Linked DNA regions of Homo sapiens: region 2 is linked to region 1. Evidence: chromatin contacts called from ENCODE Hi-C or POLR2A ChIA-PET data. All regions are on one chromosome and are shown on one strand. Each heading gives the region's core, a stretch centred on a gene start or an enhancer-like site at or near the end of the contact. The rest is flanking DNA. Distances are from core to core; before and after follow the strand shown. Region 1 overlaps MGARP (mitochondria localized glutamic acid rich protein). Region 2 overlaps TBC1D9 (TBC1 domain family member 9).

The links. Hi-C counts contacts between places; a loop is a spot of excess contacts on that map. ChIA-PET counts read pairs that join two places held with the same protein, here RNA polymerase II (POLR2A). Pooled maps may share reads with other maps.
Region 2: a map with no recorded cell type shows a loop between it and region 1 (9-fold over the local background). The contact joins two enhancer-like sites. A Hi-C loop is called at or near these places in 1 of 37 single-sample maps with no recorded cell type and 1 of 50 pooled maps. POLR2A ChIA-PET finds 5 or more read pairs at or near these places in 1 of 52 experiments (CD8-positive, alpha-beta memory T cell).

What each region holds. Positions count from the first base shown.
Region 1 is chr4:139,262,644-139,269,231 of GRCh38, reverse strand. MGARP (mitochondria localized glutamic acid rich protein) reads left to right here. Exons shown (of 4, transcript NM_032623.4): 3 at 467-560; 4 at 2,191-3,067. The coding sequence ends at 2,633. Among named protein-coding and RNA genes, the nearest start is that of MGARP, 14 kb to the left of the region's middle. RefSeq lists a silencer at 1,978-2,077 and enhancers at 2,218-2,547, 1,886-3,085. Within about 2 kb of position 2,536, at least 24 of the 41 ENCODE cell types and tissues checked have a DNase peak (open chromatin) inside an H3K27ac peak, as active enhancers do.
Region 2 is chr4:140,741,101-140,747,827 of GRCh38, reverse strand. The region is part of intron 1 of TBC1D9 (TBC1 domain family member 9); the gene reads left to right. It overlaps LOC124900786 (a long non-coding RNA gene), which reads right to left. Exons shown (of 3, transcript XR_007058282.1): 3 at 2,389-2,457. Among named protein-coding and RNA genes, the nearest start is that of TBC1D9, 12 kb to the left of the region's middle. Within about 2 kb of position 4,392, at least 7 of the 41 ENCODE cell types and tissues checked have a DNase peak (open chromatin) inside an H3K27ac peak, as active enhancers do.

The DNA of each region.
Region 1 (6,588 bases), core at 1,287-3,786:
GCCTGTCAGGATATTCTGGTTGTAGCATAATTCATTTTTTTCTTCCTTGTTTTTAGTTATCTTTGGCTAAGATAGTGCATCTATTTCCTTCCCTTTTTAAAAAGTTTTATTTTAGGTTAAGGTGTACATGTGCAGGTTTGTTAATAGGTAAATTATGTGTCATGGGGGTTTGATGTATAGATTGATTTGTCACCCAGGTAATAAGTATGGTACCCAATAGGTAGTTTTTCTCTCCTCATCCCCTGTCTCACCTTTCTTCCTTTTTAAAGCATTCTATTTAATAACAAAGATTTCCAAAAGGGAAGTAAAAGAGTAAGTGGTGTGCACTGATTTCTCTTCTTTGCTACACTGGGATTATGGTTTAAACTTCTAATGGTGATTACAGGGAGACTTGAGTGTACCTTTGGATGTGGCGTGACAAATCTTAAAGCTCAAGAAATAAACCTAAGCATACATTTACTTTCAGGCTTACAAGACAGTCACATCAGACCAAGCCAAACACACAGAACATAAAACAAATTTGAAAGAAAAAACAAAAGCAGAGATACATCCATTTCAAGGTAAATGAATTTCTTAATTTTTTATTTTTATTTATTTTTTGAGGCACTAATTTCCATCCACTTAGTCTAGCAATGAACACTATTTGCTTTTGGCTTCTTTCCTAGCTTAATCCAGAATGACTCTAGGTATAAGTTCATTTAGAAAGGAAAAGTTCAACTGAAACCTGAAGAACACTGTTACACCTTTTGGATGAATGCATTTGACAAATGAATGTTTTACATTTATATTGCTGACCAGTGACTTTTGACTCCTTTGTGTGGTAATATTATTTTCCCCTGCTCAGGCATCCACCCATGCAGGCATGAGCTTTCATTTTTCTCATTATCTAAAAATAATAATATAACAAATTATCTTTCAGTTTTGGCTAAGACCACCTGTGTGCCTTTGTGCAAACAAGGTACATTTGACATAATAGAATCAGTTGTGTATAATGAGTCCTTCAGTTGATAAAATGGTGACCATGGGAACAGAAACTTTATATTTTCACTCTTTCCTTCCTTCCTACACTTCTTTTTCCCACCCTCCCTTCCTTCCCCCTTCCTTTCCCCCTTCCCTCCACGGGCTCTCCCTCTGTCAACCAGGCTGGAGTGCAGTGGTGCAATCATAGCCTACTGCAGCCTTGAACTCCTGGGCTCCAGCAATCTTCCCATCACAGCCTCTCAAGCAACTAGGACTACAAGCATGCACCGCTACACCCAGCAAATTTATTTTTTATGTTTTGCAGAGACAGGGTCTCACTATGTTGCCCAGGCTGGTCTTGATCTCCTGGCCTCATGTGATCCCTCCTGCCTCAGCCTCCCAAAGTGCTGGGATTACAGGCATATGCCACTATGCCTAGCCACTTCTTGCTTTAAACCATACTTTTTTCCAAGCTATTATTATCAATTACTATGATCACTATTTAGGGATAGAGATATTAGGGGCTTATGAATCAGTTTTAACCTGTCATGACAATAATAAGAAACAGAATATCATCAATACATATTATTGAATATAATCATGCGGTTGTTTATAATACTAATAAGCATTTGCATAGAACTTTTTATTTTAATCCCCTTTTCATATACAGTATTTTAATTAATCTTTACAATAACCCTGTGCAGTAGATATTATCAATACCCTATTTTACAGATGACAAAAATGAGATTGAGAGAGGATTAGTGATTTCTGAGTCACCAGCTAGGAACTTGGCTACTCTTCCATGCTGTCTCATATGAAAGGTGAATAGGATAGCTACTTATTTTTGTATTCTTCATATTTGCCTAAGTAATATATTCAAGTGTGTTTTTTTTTAAGTTCAAAGAGTTTACAGAAAAGCAGATCCCCCATTTTCCCTCCAAGAGGCAACCAATAGAACCAGTTTCTTGGAATCCTCCTGGAGAGTTTTTGCAAATACAATTATCTAGGCATACAACTTACCCCCCTCCTGCTCCAACCTCATTTTGCCCTAACAATAGTAGCAGACTGTATACATTGTTCTTTTTTTGCTGTTTCACTTGAGAGTCTACCTTGAAGACTGTTACACATCAGTGCATGTAGTTCTGTCTTAGGTGTTTAAACGACCGCAGTGTTTCATTGCCTTCCCACGATCTTTAAATTAATACCTTGCTTAATGACTAATTCTTAAAGGTGAAAAGGAGAATGTTGCGGAAACTGAGAAAGCAAGTTCAGAAGCCCCAGAAGAACTTATAGTGGAAGCTGAGGTGGTAGATGCTGAAGAAAGTCCCAGTGCTACAGTTGTGGTCATAAAAGAGGCATCTGCCTGTCCAGGTCACGTGGAGGCTGCTCCGGAGACCACAGCAGTCAGTGCTGAAACCGGGCCAGAGGTCACAGATGCAGCGGCGAGGGAAACCACGGAAGTAAACCCTGAAACAACCCCAGAGGTTACAAATGCTGCCCTGGATGAAGCTGTCACCATCGATAATGATAAAGATACAACAAAGAACGAAACCTCTGATGAATATGCTGAACTAGAAGAAGAAAATTCTCCAGCTGAGTCAGAGTCCTCTGCTGGAGATGATTTACAGGAGGAAGCCAGTGTTGGCTCTGAGGCTGCTTCGGCTCAAGGCTAATCTCCAGCCGGTAGACATTTCAGCAACAAATGCCATAGGGTGTCTGATAAGTGCTTTTGTGTTTTTAGTACACTTAGTTTAAAAAAAAAAAGACTTATTTTCTAGAAAACGTTAATGGGTCTTGAAGATTTTTGGCATCCACTGATAGATTTTAGGACTGAGAGACTTGAGATTGTACATTTCTTACTACTCTTCTACTGTCTGAGATCAGAATATGACATTGCAGTAAAGAGCTTAAATAGTTTCATCTTTGGTTTTTTTTTCTAGACACTTTTCTTTTATCCCAGTCATCTCTGAATTTACATTTTATATTAAAGAAATTGAGCTATCCATACAACCTGTATTTACTTTAATTTCACTATGCTTTCAGCTTACTTTATTGTATGATATGTAGGTCTAAAATATAGTTTGAGTCAAATAAAATTAGAAAAGCTTTGGTGCTTCTACTTTTTTCACTAATATTTGCATGTACAAATAATACATATTAACATACAGGTACATAACATCACATGAGAAATGTAGGCTTTCGTAATATTATTGAAGAAAGAGCATATAATCTATGGAGAACCCTGCATGTAACAATATGTATGCCCTCTCCCATCTATAGTACTTACACAGGGGACTATGTAGATATTTTCTGTTTCAGTTCAGTTCAAACAATATTTATTGAAGATTAGCACTTTGTGCCAGGAATCTTTCATTCATTCACGTGTTCAACAAATATTAGCTGAGCACTTACAACATAATAGGTATTGTTTTAAGTGCTCCCGGTTTATATTCTAGAGTGGAACCAGGTAAGAAGACAAATGAGAAAATGATATAGTGTGTTAGGTACTGATAAGTGCTAAGGATAAAAGTAACGAAAATAAAAGGATTGTAAGTGTTAGTCTGAGGTGGAAGTTGTAATTTTAGATAGGATGGCCAAAAGAGGCCTTACTAGGAAGGTGTCTTTTGCGTAGAAACCTGAAAGATATATAAGGGACCATCTAATGGTAGGAGTTAGGGGAATCAGCCAGGTAAGGGAACAGAAAAGGGCAAAGGATCTAAAACAGGATCCTGCTGGGAATTTGAGGAATTGCGAGGTGGCCAGTGTGGCTAAAGTGGAGTGAAAAAGAGGGAGAGTAGCCAGAGATGGTCTCAGAGAGAAAGGGAGTGGGTAGGCAGGGTGGGCTAGATCATGCAGGGTCATGTAAGGTTTTGGCTATGGAGTAAGTTGGGAAATTGTAGTGGACACTGCCGATGCTCTGCCTAGATCCCCTTAATTGGACCCCTTAACTGGGTACATTTATCCCCAGCTGCTATGAGTGTTACACCCCACACCCCACCCTCACCATAGGCAGTTCACAACCAATGACTGACTGCCATAGTATTACAAAAGATGGCACCAACTCTGCAGTACAATTGAATAGTTCATGCTCCAGCCCACCCCAAGGAGCAGATTGAAGCTGGTCTCCAGCCGAGATGACTTCCCTGCTTAGCTCTTCCCCCTGCCCTTTTCTGCTTTCCTCCCTCCATTCTCCGGGGAATACTCTTCTCATAAAAGACTGGCCAAAGAATCCCTGTTTCTAAGGAATATCACTTTAGATCATTGGTACTGCATGTGATCCTACGAAGCAGGCTCTAAGAATAGGATTCTGGAGTTGTTATCATTCTTCAGCTAGAGGGCAATGAGACCTTGCCCACACATACAAATGCATTTTCCTCCATTTTCTACTAAAAATAACAGAAACATACTCAAAAGGGATTAAATGACAAAGATCATTATTACATAACTAGATAGATTGTTATTATATAACTAGATATCCAGGGTTGGCTTATTTCGTGGCTCAGTCATCAAGACCTTGGTTGTATCTGTTGTCCTGCTCTACCAAGAATGTTTTGGGCAAGGCACAGTGGCTCACACCTGTATTCCCGGCACTTTGAGAGGCCAAGGCAGGAGGATCACTTGAACCCAAGAGTTTGAGACCAGCCTGGGCAGCCTGGTCTCTACAAAAAAATTAAAAAATTAGCCAAGTGTGGTGACAACTGCCTGTGGTCCCAGCTACATGGGAAGCTGAGGCAGGAGGATCACTTGAGCCCAGGAAGTCGAGGCTGCAGTGAGTCATGTTCATGCCACTGCACTCCAGCCTAGGCGACAGAGCAAGACCCTGTGTCAATAAAAATAGAATGTTTTGGCTTTATCCTTCTCATAATCATAGGATGAATCGCCACAATTCTAGGTATTTTACAGAGTCTACTAGGAGTGTTTCAAAAAAAAAAAAAAAAAAACACAGGCCAGGCAAGGTGGCTCACGCCTGTAATCCCAGCATTTTGGGAGGCAAAGGTGGGCGGATCACCTAAGATCAGGAGATCGAGACCATCCTGGCCAACATGGTGAAACCCCGTCTCTAGTAAAATACAAAAAATTAACCAGGCGTGGTGGTGCGCACCTGTAGTCCCAGCTACCCAGGAGGCTGAGGCAGGGGAATCGCTTGAACCCAGGAGGCAGAGATTGAAGTGAGCCGAGATTGTGCCACTGCACTCCAGCCTGGCGACAGAGCGAGACTCCGTCTCAAAAAATAAAAATAAAAAAAAAATAAAAAAAGAGTTTCCTCATCTTAAAAAAACTTCATACTTTTTTATTCTAATGTTTTATTGTATAAAATTTCAAACACAAGTAGTGAGAATAGTATAATGAATCCTCATGTGCACTACACCCAGATTTACCAATTATCAACTCGTGGCAAATCTTGTATTCATATTCCTATCCATTACCTTTGACCACCACGACTGAGGGCCCACCTACAGCTAACACTAATTTGAGACATGTGAGTAAGGTTATAAAGTCAAATCTATGATACTGGATATATGTCTGTAAAATAATAATAATTGTTTACTATTGTTAATTATCTAGTCAATGATCAAATTTTCCTCAACTGCTTCATAAAGGATTTCCCTCTCCCTTCAGTTTGTTTCTTAAGTCAGAATCCAATTAAAGTCCACAAATAGGTGGCCGGGCATTGTGGCTCACGCCTGTAATCTCAATACTTTAGGAAGCCGAGGCAGGCAGATCACCTGAGGTCAGGAGTTCAAGACCAGCCTGGCCAACATGGAGAAACCCCATCTCTACAAAAATACAAAAATTAGCCAGACGTGATGGCGGGTGCCTGTAATCCCAGCTACTTGGGAGGCTGAGGCCGGAGAATTGCTTGAACCTGGGAGGCGGAAGTTGCAGTGAGCCGAAATCACGCCATTGCACTCCAGCCTGGGCAACAGAGTGAGACTCCATCTCAAAAAAAAAAAAAAGTCCACAAATGGTAAATACATCTTTAAGTCTCTTTTTCTACAGGTTGCTCCTCCATCTCTCTTCTACTTTTCTTTGCAATTTATGGTTTCAATAAAGTGACTAATTTGATCTGTAGAATTTTTCACTCTGGACTTCGCTTATTGCAACCACATGTGTTTGTCTTCTTTTAACATGTTCCTCTCCCCCATACTGCCTATAAATTGGTATTTAGATTTAGAGATTTGATCAAAATCCTATTTATTTATTTATTTTAGGGACAAGATCTTGTTCTGTTGCCCAGGCCAGAGTGCAGTGGCACTATCATAGCTCGCTGCAGCCTCCAACTCCTGGGCTCAAGCAATCCTCCAACCTCAGCCTCCCAAGTGGCTGGGACTACAAGCACATGCTAATTTTTAAAATTTTTTTATAGAGACAAGGTCTCTCTATGTTGCCCAGGCTGGTCTTGAATTCCTGGTCTCAAGTGATCCTCCCACCTCAGCCTCTCAAAGTGCTGGGATTACAGGGGTGAGCCACTGTGCCTGGCTTTGGCAGGAATTATTTGTAGTTCATGTTCATACATCCATCAGCAGGTGCATAATATTTGGTGCTTTTCTCTTCATTATGTTAGAAGCCATTGATTCATTATTTTATTAGGAGTTGTTAAATAGTGATACCCTTTCTCTATATTCT
Region 2 (6,727 bases), core at 3,143-5,642, 1.5 Mb before region 1:
TAGCCCTCCATCGTCCCAACCCAAAGAGGAAAGGGTGGCATCATTAGCTGCCCTACCTCTTTGGTGGTACTAACTCCTATCCTGGTCCCCCCAGTCCAGGATTCTGTTAAAAGCACATCCAGACTCTCAGCTTACTCAGCAGCCCCTTATGGAAGGGGCACATGCCTCCCAAAATAATTGTTACTCTAAAATATAGAGCTCTCCCCCTTGGAGCCTGTCTTTTTTTCAGGTATGGTAACTTGTTGCTTTTTATTTTTTGATATTTTGAAATATATTTTGTCCAGTTTGTATAGTTGTCCTGATTAGTTGATATTGGTATAGATTATCTTATCTGACATTATAAGGTAGATGCTATTATTATCCTCAGTATGTAGAAAAGGAAACTAAGGCCTTAAAGAGATTGAGTGATTTACCCTAGGTCCCACACCTAATAAGTGTGAGCCTATTTGATTTTGTATTTATTATTCTTTTTTTTTTTGACAGAGTCTCTCTCTGTCATCCAGGCGGGAGTGCAGTGGCACACTCTTGGCTCACTGCAATCTCCACCTCCTGAGTTCAAGCGATTCTCCTACCTCAGCCTCCCAAGTAGCTAGGACTACAGGTGCATGCCACCATGCCTGGCTAATTTTTTTGTATTTTTTTAGTAGAGGAGGGCTTTCACCACGTTGGCCAGGCCAGTCTCAAACTTCTGACCTCAGATGATCTGCCCATTTAGGCCTCCCAAAGTGCTGGGATTACAGGCATGAGCCACCATATCCAGCCTATTTAGTATTCTTCTTTATATGCATTTATTTATTTATTTATTTATTTTTTATTTTTATTTAATAGAGATGGGGTCTCACTATATTGCCCAGGCTGGTCTCAAAATCCTGAGCTTAGGCAGTCCTCCTGCCTCTGCCTCCCAAAGTGCTAGGATTATAGGCATGAGCCACTGCGCCCGTCCTATTTAGTATTCTTTACAAGACTGATATGCTTTGGCTGTGTCCCCACTCAAATCTCATCTTGAGTTGTAGCTCCCATGATTTTCACTTGAGTGGGAGGGACCCAGTGGAAATAATTGAATCATGGGGGCGGTTTCCCCCATACCGTTTCATGGTAGTGAATAAGTCTCACGAGATCTGATGGCTTTATATGGGGAAACCCCTTTCGCTTGGCTCTTATTTCTCTCTTTGCTGGATGCCATATGAGACGTCCCTTTGCTCTTCCTTCATCTTCCACCATGATTATGAGGCCTCCCCAGCCATGTGGAACTGTGAGTCAATTAAACCACAGTCTTTTGTAAATTGCCCCCTCTCAGATATGTCTTTATCAGTAGCATGAAAATGGACTAATAGATTAATTATAATGGTGTATATTAATCTTATTTTCCTCTTATAACCACCCCCCATTTGAAAATCTAATAAAAGCTATGGACTCTACCTTGAGAAAAATGAAAGCACTCCAAAAAATTGCATGCAATTTTAGGAGTTTAATGGATCTCAGGTGAATTAGAACGTAGGGGCTTCAAGTTAAAATATCTCAAGAGATGGAGACAGTTTCTCGTTATACAAAATCAAATGTGTGATTCCTTCAGTAAGCTGTTCTCTCAGAAATGTGTTTGTGTATCAACTATGTTTAGGGCGCTGAACTTTACAAAGATTTAAAAGAAAAAGCCAGTTTTTGTTGGGTCACATTATTAACCTTGAGATGAAACATGGGTGAACAAATTCGGGAGATTTGAGAACATAGGCATGGAGATGGTAAGAGTGCAGACTAATTAAGTCCATATCAAATTGTTCCATCTGAGTTAGAGCATTGGACTGTCCAGGAATTTGACATAGTGCATTCAGTGGAGACCTCCACAACTAGGGAGACTTTCCATTTTATAATCAAACAACCAAATAATTCCCAGAAATGTATGAGAAATAACAAAGTGATATTCATGAAGCCCTGACTGGTTAGGAGGTGTATGTTTTTAGGATAAATGCTTTCATCTTGCCAGCTTGTAAGTACTGTATTAGTAAAGTTGCAACTAGTAGTGCTTGTGTATTTATTTATAAATACACAGGGGGTTAGGGATGCCAATCCCCCATGCAGTCAAAAATCTGTATAATTTTTGACTCCCCCAAAACTTAACTCCTAATAACCTACTGTTGACCAGAAGCCTTACTGATAACATTAACAGTTGATTACACATATTTTTTGTTATATGTATTATATACTGCAGTCTTATTATAAAGCAAGCTAGAAAAGCAAGTGTTATTAAGAAAATCCTAAGGAAAAGAAAGTATATTTACTGTTCATTAAATGGAAGTGGTTCATCATAAAGGTTTTTGTCCTCATCGTCTTCACAAAGTTGAGTAGGCTGAGGAAGAGGAGTTGGAGGGATTGGTATTGCTGTCTCAGGTGACAGAGGCTGAAGAAAATCCCTGTGTGAGTAGATCCAGGCAGTTCAAACCCATGTTGTTTAAAGGTCAACTGTAATACAAAAGCAGTTAAAATTTATGTTAGCTCCTAATGGAACTTAATGTTATAATTGGTGTCAATGAAAAGAATCAAACTCTGTAAAATATTTAAAGAAGTCTATTCTGAGCCTAATATGAGTGACTGTGGTCCAAGGCACATTCTCAAGAGGTCCTGAGAACATGTCCAAGGTGTCCAAGGTGGCTGGGTTATAGTTTGGATTTATACTTTTTAGGGGGATGGACATAAGACATCAGTATATGTAAGGTGTAATTGGTTTTGTCTGGGCAGACAGGACTACTCAAAGAGGTGGGGCTTCCAGGTAACAGGTGGATTGAAAGATTTTCTGATGGGCAATTGGTTTAAAGAGTTATTATCTATAGATCTGGAATCAATAGAAAAGAGTGACTGGGTTAAGATAGGAGTTGTGAATAGAAAGGAGTGACTGGGTAAAGGTAAGGGGTTGTGAAGACTGAGATTCTTTTTTTTTTTTTTTTTTTTTTTTTAAACACTCTTGCTCTGTCACCCAGGCTGGAGTGCAGTGGCAAGATTTCGGCTTACTGCAATCTCTATCTCCCAGGTTCAAGCGATTCTCCTGTCTCAGCCTTTGAAGTAGCTGGGACTACAGGTGTGTGCCACCACACCCAGCTAATTTTGTATTTTTAGTAGGGACGGGGTTTCACTATGTTAGTCAAGCTGGTCTCAAACTCCTGACCTCAGGTGATCCACCCACCTTGGTCTCCTAAATTGCTGGGATTACAGGTGTGAGCCACAGCCAGGGCCCCAAGGCTCTTACGTAGATGAGGTCTCACAGGTGGATGCCCTTAGTGGGAATAGATGGCAAGTGTTTTCTACTCAGACCTTTAAAAGGTGCTAGACACCTAGCTAATCTCTTTAGGATCAGAAAAGTGACCTGATCTCTGTTTTAATGTTAATGCTGGTCAGTTGTGCCTGAATTTGAAAGGGAGAAGGGTATAATGAAGCATGTCTGAAAACCCACCTTCCCATCATGGCCTGAACTAGTTTTTTGGTTTCTTTGAAGTTCCCTTGGCTGAGAGAAAGGGTCCATTCAGTCAGTTGGGGGGTCAGAATTTTATTTTTGGTTTATATTGGTGACTTCTATGTGTTGGGGTGGGCAGTAGTCTATAGCTGTGTGTGGAGTTGGCTCATAATACATATTATTAATAGGAAAATGCTGCTGACAGGAAACATGACCAGACAAAAGCAGATTTTGCTTGCTTGTCCCATGAATCCCCCCCACCTCCATCCCATTATTATTATCAACTTTAAGATAATTTTGTTCACAGAATTCCATTGTCCATACCAATTTCTCTTGAGACTGATTTATTCTACAAAGAAACCGTGGGAATGAATGCTTATAATTTGTGCAGGATTTGACATGACATTTAACAACTTCTGGGTGTTTGTAAACTGGCCACAAAAACTAGGCAAGAAAAAATTTACTCCAAGCGTCCTAGAAATTTGAGGAATTTGAAAGGTTGAGGCAGACCTGCTGCTCTAGGGACACTGCATATCCTTTCTGCTTTGCCTTCCTCATGCACAGAGAGGACCCACTTTATGAAGAGTCAGATTGTGAATTGTGATATGGTTCCCAGGCCTGACCACAAAAGCCTGTTTTGTAGTTATGTACAGAACAGGATTTGTAATTATGTGGACCTAGGCAGCTTACAATGCCAACAGCTGTGGTAGGTACCACCTTGAGTTCTGAGTCTTGGAGGTGGAAGCCCATGCCTGCTTCATGGCACAGCAGTGTGCAGGGAATGCCACAGACAAAAGCCCTGAGGGTGGCTCTTTGCACAGCGTCTTTGTGTTCTCTGCCTCCCTCACTGACTTCTACTCTTTAGTCCTTCACTTAGTAAGCAGACAGCTGGATTCAAATCACAGCTCCACCTGTTGGACATGTGATTTGCAAAGTTTCTCTTCCTCTCTGAGCTTAATTCCCTTATTTAAAATGTGGCTTAATAACGTTTTAGCACCCGTTATGAAGAATCTGAGATAAGTCATGTAAAATACAGGAAACATAAAGAACCATTCATAGATGATTGTCCCATCATTGTCCTCCCTTGGTGATGATCTCATGTAGGTATTAGGAGGCAACTGGCTCTAATTCACAGCAATGTGTGAGTAATGGAAGAGTTCTGCAGTTTACAGAGACATTACATTTTCTGAAGGATGCTGTTAAAGCAAATGGATATCTGTCTGATATTTAGGCAGTTTGACAACATTAAGTCAAATACTCAGGCTTTTTGGAGAAGATAATTTTTGATCAGCAACCTTAAATTGTTTCTACGTAACTCCTTCCATCTGTCCTTCCCTCCTTCCTTTCCTCCTTCCTCCCTCCCTCCATCCCTTCCTTTCTCTCTCCTTCCTTCCCTTCCTTTTCCTCCCTTCCTGATACTGTATGTACATTTTGAAAGCTCTACCAGTAAAAGGTAGTTTCTTTCTTTCTCTTTCTCCTCCTCCTCCTCCTCCTCCTGCTCCTCCTCTCTCCCCTGCCCCTGCACCTTCTTTCTTCTCTCTTTTCTCTTCTGTTTCCTTCTTGCACAAATAGTCCTCTCTGAGAATGGCAAACTGGAATCACCAGGGAGAGGACTGGAGTGGGAAAGACAGGAGGAGGGGTCACCTTTTCTCTTTGGGGGTTTGTGGGGAGTGTGTGTATGTATAGTTACTAGAAATTTGTAATTTGAAAACATCCTCTACTAGTGAAACTAGAGAACTGTGAAGAAGTCAATAACCCACCTTCTGCTTTTCTTTGTTTTCTTTTCTTGTCAGATGTGCATTCTAAAAAGCCCAGTGGATGAGTCAGTCTTTTTTTTTTTTTTTTTTTTTTTTTGAGACAGAGTCTCACTCTGTTGCCCAGGCTGGAATGCAGTGGTGCAATCTCGGCTCACTGCAACCTCCACCTCCCAGGTTCAAGCAATTAGCCTGCCTCAGCCTCCTGAGTAACTGGGACTACAGATGCCCGCCACCATGCCCAGCTAATTTTTGTATTTTTAGTAGAGACGGGGTTTCACCATATTGGCCAGGCTGGTCTCAAACTCCTGACCTCATAATCCACCTGCCTCAGCCTCCCAAAGTGCTGGGATTACAGGTGTGAGCCACTGTGCCCGGCGAGTCATTTTTTAAGGTGTTCTGCAATTGCCACTGGCTTCTAGTTGATTTCAAATGGCATGTCACAGTTTTGCTGTTAGCTTTGTTGATGAAAAAATCCAAACTCTGTAAAATATTTAAGGAGATTTATTGAGCCAAATGTAAGGACCATGACCCATGACACAGCCTCTGGAGGACCTGAGAACATGTGCCCGGGGTCATTGAGTTATAGCTTGATTTTGTACATTTTAGGGGCACAAGTTACAGGCAGACGTGAACCAACCCATGTAAGGTGTACATTGGTTTGGTCTGGAAAGGTAGGACAACTCAAAAGGGAGGGGGCTTCCAGGTCATATGTGGATTCAAAGATTTTCTGATTGGCAATTGATTGGAAGAGTTAAGTTATTGTCTAAAGACTTGGAATCAATAGAAAGGAGTTTCTGGGTTAAGATAAGGGGTTGTGGAGATCAAGATTTTTATTATGTAGATGAAGCCTCCAGATAGCAGGCTTTAGCGAGAAAGATGGTAAATGTCTCTGTTTTGTTTTTGTTTTTATCTGGACAGGGTCTGGCTCTGCCGCCTAGGCTAGAGTGCATTGGCATGATCTCTGCTCACTGCATCCTCTGCCTCCTGGACTCAAGCCATACTCCCACCTCAGCCTCTCAAGTAGCTGGGACTACAGGCACATGCCACTACACCTAGCTAATTTTTGTATTTTTTTGTACAGACAGGGTTTCACCACATTGCCCAGTCTGGTCTTGAATTCCTGAGCTCAAGCAATCCGCCTGTCTCAGCCTCCCAAATTGCTGGGATTACAGGCGTGAGGCACCACACCTGGCCTGATAAATGTCTCTGATCAGATCTTAAAAGGTGCTAGATTCTTAATTAAATCTCTTCTGGATCTGGAGGAGATTTGGAAAGGGAAAGGGATTCTCTGCAAAATGTAGATTTCCCCCACAAGAGATAGCTTTGCAGGGCCACTTTAAATATGTCAAAGAAATATTTTGGGGTAAAATACTTCAATTTCTTTCTTTAGGGCCTGCTATTTCTCATGTAATGCTATACTAGAGTCACGTTGGAGTTTGGTATCTTCTTCCTACAAAGAATCTGTTTTGTAAGTCTTCAGATCTCTGTTTTAATGTTAATACTGGTCAGTTTTTCTGGAATTCCAAAG